Regions from separate parts of the Mus musculus genome. Here region 1 is linked to region 2. The links are chromatin loops, found by intact Hi-C in ENCODE. Cell type or tissue: gastrocnemius. All regions are shown on one strand. Region 1 overlaps 4933427D14Rik (RIKEN cDNA 4933427D14 gene). Region 2 holds the start of Gm46286 (a long non-coding RNA gene).

Region 1 (4,000 bases), 130 kb after region 2:
AGAGGCAGAGAGGCAGAGGCAGAGAGGCAGAGAGGCAGAGAGGCAGAGAGGCAGAGAGACAGAGAGGCAGAGGCAGAGGCAGAGGCAGGCAGTTCTTTGAGGTGAGTCTGACAAACACAGAGAGTCCCAGGTCAGTAAGGACTCAATAGTGGGTCTCAACCCAAAATCAAACAAGCAAACAAGCAAAACTTAAACAAATTGATCCTAAAATTCTTATGAGGGTCTCAGAAATTAAGAGCACTTGTTGTTGTTGTTCTTTTCAGAAGACCCTGGTTAGGTTACCAGCATCCACAAGATGATTCCTAGCAATCTATAACTACAGTTCCAGGTAATCTAATGCCCTCTTCTGACCTCTGAGGGCACCACGCATACATGTGGTACACATATGCCCATGCAGGCAAAACATTCACGCATAAAATAGTAACTCAAAATTTAAAAATTCATATGAAGAATAAAATTCTAAAAATTAATCTGACAAATTTGAAAAGCAACAACAAAATTGGAAATAAAATGGAGGCAGGAGTATTTCTTGCCCAGAGACAGGAATCTTAGTAAGGCAGTGTGGAGTGATTCAGGGACCAATGGCAGAGGATGGGAGCCATAGCCCAGCAGATGTGGACTGAGGACTACTACTATGCACACATGGAAACCAAAGTGGAATCTATGCCCACATTTGCACAGGGCTTAGCTCACAAACAGCATGAAGTCCTTCAAAACTTTAAGAAGAAACAATAGGAGAATACTATCATGTCATCAAGGCAGAAAAAACTGTCTTAAGTTCAAATATGGTACCAACTTACTAGAGTTTATTTATACTGGACTACTGCTTTTGATAAAAAAAAAATCACCATAGTAAATCAGCCAAATCTGGAAGGAAATCTCTGAAATGTGTGTCATTAACACGGTATCAATACCCAGATGATATACAGAACCTTCACAGACCTATATAGGAAATCAGCCGTTCAACCGAGAGATGAGCAAAGCATGGAAGCTACAAACCAGGCAGAAAAACAAGTGGTCAATAAACGCATGGAAAATGACAAACAGCCAGGTGGTGGCACACACCTGTGATACCAGCACTCATGAAGCAGAGACAGGCGGATCTCTCTCTCTATGAGTTTATGGCCAACCTGGTCTACAGAGTGAGCTGTAGGGCAGCCAAGGCTACATGGAAACCCTGACTCAAAAAAAAAAAAAAAAAAAAGATGATGAACTTCATTTAATAATCAGGAAATCAAGCCGTAAGCTAGGATTCTTCCATTAGGATGGGGAAATGTGAAGCATGACACAAACATAAATGAGGAAGGTGGAAACTCAGAAACCAGCAGTGTGGGAGGGAAGGGCTTAACTCCCTGGATGAGTGGCTCCATCAATGCCCTCCAAGGCTGAAGATTCTCAGTATAGCTGCTGAGTTACAGGCATGCTCGGCCCAGGGAACTTGCACATGTAAACACAGAGAGGAGGCGTCAGCTTTGACGTCACCCTGTCACTGTTTATAGAAGCAGAACCAGCCAGCAGAATGGCATGGTGACATCTTTGTGTATTCTCAGCTATTCAAGATAAAGGTGCAAGAGAGGCTCACTCAATTCCAGAAGTTCTGGCCATCCTGGTCAGTGTAGTGAGACCTTGTACCACATACAAAGACTGATGGCAGAAAACTGGGAACCCAAGTGTTTGTTAATATGTATGAAGAGATGAAAGTTATTTATGGTTTATCCATACAAAGGAGACCCATATAAGAGTTAAAAAGTTAGAATCATCCGGTCTGGGACTGTAGATCAGAGGTGTTCAGCTTTCCTACTGTAAGACCCTGGGTTTGAACTCTAGTACTGGAAAAATTAGACTTCACCTATTAATGTGAATAAGTCTTACTAATTTAAAAAATAATGATATTACAGACTGACATATACTAATGGCACATGTGTGAAACAGTATGTTAAAGATGTGCATATAAGCAGCTCAGACATAAAAGAGAAGAGGCTTATAATGGAAACCTCTAAAAAGTGAAGGAAGAAAATGGAATGGGGGGAGGTATTCAAGAGACTTTAACAGTACTTATCACATTTTTAAAAAAAATCCCAGAGTAAAATGTTTTAAACTGCATAGCAGATATAGGGTATTTATTATTGTTATCCTTTCTGTTTAAATTGAACCAACCATGACTGGGAAAACAAACCACTGAGCAGATTCCTAATGATACTCTGCTATGCTCACAGATTGGCATCTAGTCCAACTGTCATCAGAGAGGCTTCACCCAGCAACTGATGGAAACAGATGCAGGGACTCACACTAGGTGGAGCTTAGAGAATCCTTCAGAAGAAGGGGAGGAAGGATTACAGGAACCAGAGGGGTCAAGAACACCATAAGAAAACTCACAGAATCAACTATCTGGGCTCATAGGGGCTCACAGAAACTGAACCAACAACCAGAGAGCCTGCATGGGACTGACCTAGGCTCTGTGCACATGTCACAGTTGTGTAGTTTGGTCTTCTTTGGGGACTCACCGTGTGAGTAGGGGGTGTCTCTGATTCTTTTGCCTGCCTTTGGGACCCTTTTCCTCATACTGGGGTGCCTCGCCAGCCTTAATACAAGGGGAGGCTAGTCTTACAGCAACTTGATATGCAATGTTTAGTTGATACTCATGGGATGCCTGCCTTTTCTGAAGGGAAACAGAGGAGTGAATTTGGGTGGGTAGAGGGGAGGGACCGGGAAGAGAGAAAGGAGGGAAGGAGGGGACACTGCAGTTGGGATGTAAAATGTGTGTGTGTGTGTGTGTGTGTGTGTGTGTGTGTGTGTGTGCTTGTGTGTGTATGTGTCTTTGAACCAAAGGAAAGCTTTATTGTGATTCTTCCTTAGCAACAGTAAGTCAGGACCCAGATTCCCCCATACCACTGTTCTCCTTAGATGTTCTCAAAGCTCAGTCAGTTTCACAGCAAGTATTACAAAGCACAACAGAAGAATGACAGGACTAACTCCTGTTACTCAATCTATAGCTTAGTGACTCCCAAGATTACATCTATTGAAGCAATGCTGGCTGTTAGGTCCTGACACCTTTTCAGATGTGAATGCATCAATCAGACAGCAAATGCCGTGCAAATCCACAGGAAGCTGAGTCTGAGGACACTGCTGCCAGCGGCGTGGCAGCCACCAGCCATCCTCACACGGTACACTAATGCAATCAGTAGTCAGAAGTCTCTAAGAAATGCACTAGCCAACAATTACTCAAATCACAAGGAAGCTGACCCAATTAGGCTCAATCATGAATCCCAAATGACAGAGAGACATTTTCCCTCCCTTGGGGCTTCCCATAATATTTTGGAGGTATTGGGTAGGGAGCAGGAAATAAGAATGAAGAATTAGGAACAGGAAGAGTGCTATTATCTAAAATAGAAAGAGAAAAATGTGACCTGAACAATTCTAAGAACAAGAAAAACAAAGCTAAAGATCCCCACACTGCTCCCAGAAGCAAGTGCACAGCACATGAGAACTGGCTACCCATATCCTAGTTTCACTCCATAGTAATGGTTAGTCATGTTTGGTACAGAATTCACATCCATGTGCACCCTATCATGCTGCCTCCCAGAGCAGGCAGGACAGGATTACTAACATTCTTCAGGTGAGGAAAACAAATGAAGCATTTGTTCAAGGTCACAAGGAGAGTGAGTGGGAGGCAAGCCTCCTGCATTCTGCACATCCCCCACACTCAAGGAAGGGTAGAACATAGGTAGGACTTGTGTTATAATCAACCCTGCCCCTGTGATGAGAGCCCCATAGCTGTTTACACTGTGGGCTTCAGAGAGCTTTTGAGTTGCTGTATACATGGAAGTGCTTGGAAGTAGTGTGCCCCTTCCCACACTCCTGGCCTTAGTATCCACCTGTGTCCTGTATGCTAGGTAGCCTTTGTACTGGGTATATGTGAGTTGGGTGAGCAATCCCACCAAGCCTAGATTTCGAATGGCAAGTGACTACCTAAGACCTGCAACTGGTATCTCAAGTGGGG
Region 2 (4,000 bases):
CTGTACCTGCAATCGGCCACCTACCTGGCCGCGTGCCCAGCCAGCGCTAGGGGCTTCTCTTGTTAGAGCCTGCCTAGTGCGGCTACCGAAACCTAGCACGCAAAAAGATGGTCAACTTTATCCAAACACTGGCACAGGCAGGCCTGGCCCCAGGGTCACACACACAAACATTACCCCTGACTCCAGCTTGCGGGCACAGGAGTGGGGAGGCGGCGGCGACTTCACTGAGACAACCCGGGTTTCACCCCATCTCAGCCCAGAGAGCTCCCCAATGTCAGGGCAAGGTCCCTCCCTGCTCTGGTCGGACACTGCTGGACAGACACGGGAGGGAAAAAGCAGGAAAACGCCTGTGTCAGGGAGAAGGCAACCCTTCCCATCCCTTCAGGCCGCCTAGCTGCGCCCACCGTACTGAGCACCGCCCACCCTTCAGGGCACCGACTCGAACTTAGGGGGCCCACGCGCCCAGCTGAGAGCGGGCAGCGGCCGCTCGTGGTCCTTGTCGGACTCGGGCTGGCTCTGCGCCCGCTCGGGCTTGGGGTTGGCGGCCGGTGGGTCCGGCTGCTGCACCGACATGGTCCTGCGCAGGTGGTTGCGCTTGCGCAGAAATTCTGGCTGCGCGTGCAGCCCAAAGCTGCCCTTGCGCAGGATCATGCGCGAGTTGTTCTTCTTGGGGCGAGAGCGGTGGCTGGCTTCTAGTGCCGCCAGGTGTGCTGCGTAGCCTTCGCTCAGGAACTGTGGGGGCAACAAGCGTCAGGTTAGCATCTGACCCTGTCTCCCGGCACCACCACTTCCCTAAGACATCCTCCGTGAGAGTCTGCAGCTTCTCCCGGACTCCAAAACCAGTAGCAGGGAGGCTCGTTATCATAACAGGGTTCCCCTATGTCTGTATGCCAAGCTCTTCCTAACTGTCTTTCGTCCCCACTCCACCCACTTCCCCGGAAGCAAGTTTTGCCCTAAAGTCTAAGTATGTGGCTCATCTCCAAAGCCCCATTATTCTGTCATTCAGAATGGCACTGCTATGCTATACAAGTCATTGATGTTTTCCCTTCCCCTAGATGCCATTACATCGCAGCCACTTGGATTCTCCCATGCATCCAGCAGGGGGCCTGGCCCAAGGCATCATTCAGTAGAGGTGAATGAATAAAAGAAAGGATGAGCAGGTAACTGGATGATTGGGAGCTGCCCCAACCCCTTTCCCTGGCCCTCACACACCTGGCACTGGGTTTGGTACTTCTTGGTGGACCGGCCTACAATGAAGATCTGGGAGGCAGGGAGGCCCAGCACACTGTAGACAGAGATATCTTTCGTGGAGCCATAGGCAGCAGTGATTTTGATGAAACACTGAAACACAAAAGCAAGCTGGTGAAGAGGGAGGAAGACTTAGGAAGCCCCCGCTGAGGAACCCTTCATCTGCACTCAGACACCAAGCCATCATCCACCTTTGATAAAGCCACCCCCAGATGACTGCCCCTTCCCTGCCCCAGTTCCTCACATTAGAGAGCTCTTTGCATTATGGAACCTGAACTGGAGGCAAGCTCTAGGCTGGCTATGTGCTTCCTGATAGCTGGTCTGGTGAACTCCCCCCCTTGTCTAGGGGTGCTTTCTTTTAGCTCATCACCCTAATCTCACCCAACTGGTAGAGATGTATCCGTGTCACCCTTTGTCCTATGATGTTCACTGAGGAAGTCTGGTTTAGTTTCGTGCTCATCTGACACAATTAGAGTTATCTGAAAGGAGGGAACCTCAACTCAGGAAATGTCTCCATCAAATCTGGCTGCAGGGCATTTTCCTAATTAGTGGTTGCTGGAGAAAGGCCAAGCCCATTGTGGGTGGGGCCATCCCTGGGCTGGCGGTCCTGGGTTCAAAGAGAAAGCAGGCTAAGCAAGCTAGTAAGCAGCACTCCTCAATGCCTTCTGCATCAGCCTCTGCCTCCAGACTCCTGTCCTGTTTGAGTTCCTGTCCTGACTTCCTTCAATGATGAACTAGGAAGCAGACGTATAAGATAAACAAATCCTTTCCTCCCCAACTTGCTTTTGGTAATGGTATCTCACCACAGCAACAGTAACCTTAGCTAAAACAGGGGACTTAAGTCGGAGCTGCAGTTTCCTTCCTTTAAAACGCACTGTCATCACTGGGATGACTTACTGTCAGCTATAGTTCAAATGTGAAGTGTACCCTACAAGCACATGTGCACTAAGCCTGGTCTCCAGTAGGTGGTGCCATTGAGAGGTGACGAGCTGGTGTGTGCTAACTTCGTCAATGGGGCTGATCCATTAATGAGTTAGTTCATAGCTAGATGGACTTAGGGAAGGCTTAGTTAGAGGAAGCTATCCTCTGGCTTGCTCTGTTTCCAGGCCACCACCGGGCATGCAGCTTTCTTCTGCCACCCACTCCCAACACTATAATTTATTCCCACAGCAGGCCGACAGCAATGGAACCAGCAGACCACAGGCTGACACCTCTGGTCTCATGAGCTGAGTAAGACTTTCGTCCCTCAAGTCAACTTCTCAGGTGTCTGTCACAAGGGCAGAAAGAGAGGTGGTGTGCACTGTCCGCATGGAGCGCCTGAGGCCTCCCACCCTTACGACCTGCTCCAGGATGAGACCTACCTTCACTCTGTACCCACCTGCTCTATCCTCTTGGCCTTTAGAACTGTCCTTTCCACACCAAGATCATTCACTGCCCAATCTTCAGCTGTCAGACAGCTGTCACTGTCCCACCTTCACAAGAAAGGGTCTCTCTCTCTCTCTCTCTCTCTCTCTCTTTCTCTCTCTCTCTCCTGGAAACCCTCCCTATCCTCACTCTTCTCTGTTGGCTTTTCACTCTGCTCTCAGAAGCCCATCACAGCTTCACCTGGATCCAGCCATTCCTGGGGGATGCCTGTTCCCACACAGCCTCAGTCTGCAGCCCAGGCTACTGCCCTGATCCATGTGCTAGAAGCCACATGGCTCATGATCCGTGTGCCTCATGTTCATGTCTGATCTCATCTTTCCCTGCCTCCTCCTCCTCCTGTATCCGTTCTCATTTCATCCATGTATTCATCTGTGCGCTCATTCCACTAGCACTTATTGAGCACCCATTGTGTGTCACACACACACACACACACAGAGAGAGAGAGAGAGAGAGAGAGAGAGACCCTGGAGATACACCTTGAGCAATGCGAATAAACCCAATGGCACCTTGATCTCTCCTGGCCAGGCCATGGGGCATCTGAGAGCTCCTTGCCTGTAATCATTCCCAAGTTCTGACAATGCCACCAACTGATTCTCCTGACTTTCTCCACGCCTTTCTCTTGGTCTCACGCTTACTGTCTGGATTCTAGACTTCTGTCTCTTGCTGGAATAACAGCCTCCTAACTACCCCCCCTTCCTTTTGCCAGTGCGTTCTCCTGTGAGCTGCCAGGGGGGATCTTTCTACAACCCAAATTAGATGCTGTCACTGCCCTACTTCAGACTTACCCATTGCTCCGCACTGCCCTCAGCAGAGATCCCAAGAGCTGATCTGGTTTTCAGAGTTTATAAGACCTACCAAGCTTGGGTGTCTCGTGATAACTACAGCCTCAGCTCTCACCTGTCCTTGATCTGACCCTGCCTGCACATAACCCTGTTCTGTATCTCTGTATCCTGAGAACATTCTAGGCTACTTTCCATCTGCTGAAAGTTGTCAAAGTCAAAGTGGAATCGCTTGGGTCATCAACCCCATCAAAGCCAGGAGATTATGAAACAAGGATTCCCAGTCATGGTGGCCTGAGAATAACTCTCCTCCTCTCTGTGCCTCTCTCTGTGTCTCTGTCTGTCTCTGTCTCTCTGTCTGTCTCTCTGTTTGTCTCTGTCTGTCTCTGTCTCTCTCTCTGTCTCTCTCTGTGTCTCTCTGTCTCTGTCTCTCTCTCTCTCTTACACACACACACACACACACACACACATACACACACACTGCCAGGACCACAACCTTACACAAAAGCCTTCAGCCTCCAGGCATAGTGGCACATGCCTTTAATCCC

Evidence for each region. Hi-C counts contacts between places; a loop is a spot of excess contacts. Peaks named below come from ENCODE experiments on the same cell type or tissue, not always from the same donor. Only the 100,000 strongest peaks of a DNase experiment are listed, where the experiment ranks them.
Region 1: a loop joins it to region 2, with 2.7 times the contacts of the local background. A loop is called at or near these places in 1 of 42 quality-filtered maps.

What each region holds. Positions count from the first base shown.
Region 1 is chr11:72,183,029-72,187,028 of GRCm38, forward strand. The region is part of intron 7 of 4933427D14Rik (RIKEN cDNA 4933427D14 gene); the gene reads right to left. Among named protein-coding and RNA genes, the nearest start is that of 4933427D14Rik, 22 kb to the right of the region's middle. In gastrocnemius, no CTCF peak of the experiment used is centred here; no DNase peak of the experiment used is centred here.
Region 2 is chr11:72,050,629-72,054,628 of GRCm38, forward strand. Pitpnm3 (PITPNM family member 3) reads right to left here. Exons shown (of 20, transcript NM_001024927.2): 19 at 1,213-1,341; 20 at 1-732. The coding sequence ends at 427. Gm46286 (a long non-coding RNA gene) reads left to right here and starts at 541. Exons shown (of 3, transcript XR_001780248.2): 1 at 541-754; 2 at 1,056-1,160. In gastrocnemius, CTCF peaks have their summits at 1,098 and 2,214 (motif pointing right); DNase peaks (open chromatin) are centred at 74, 559, 1,104, 1,834 and 1 more place; H3K4me3 peaks cover 896 bases.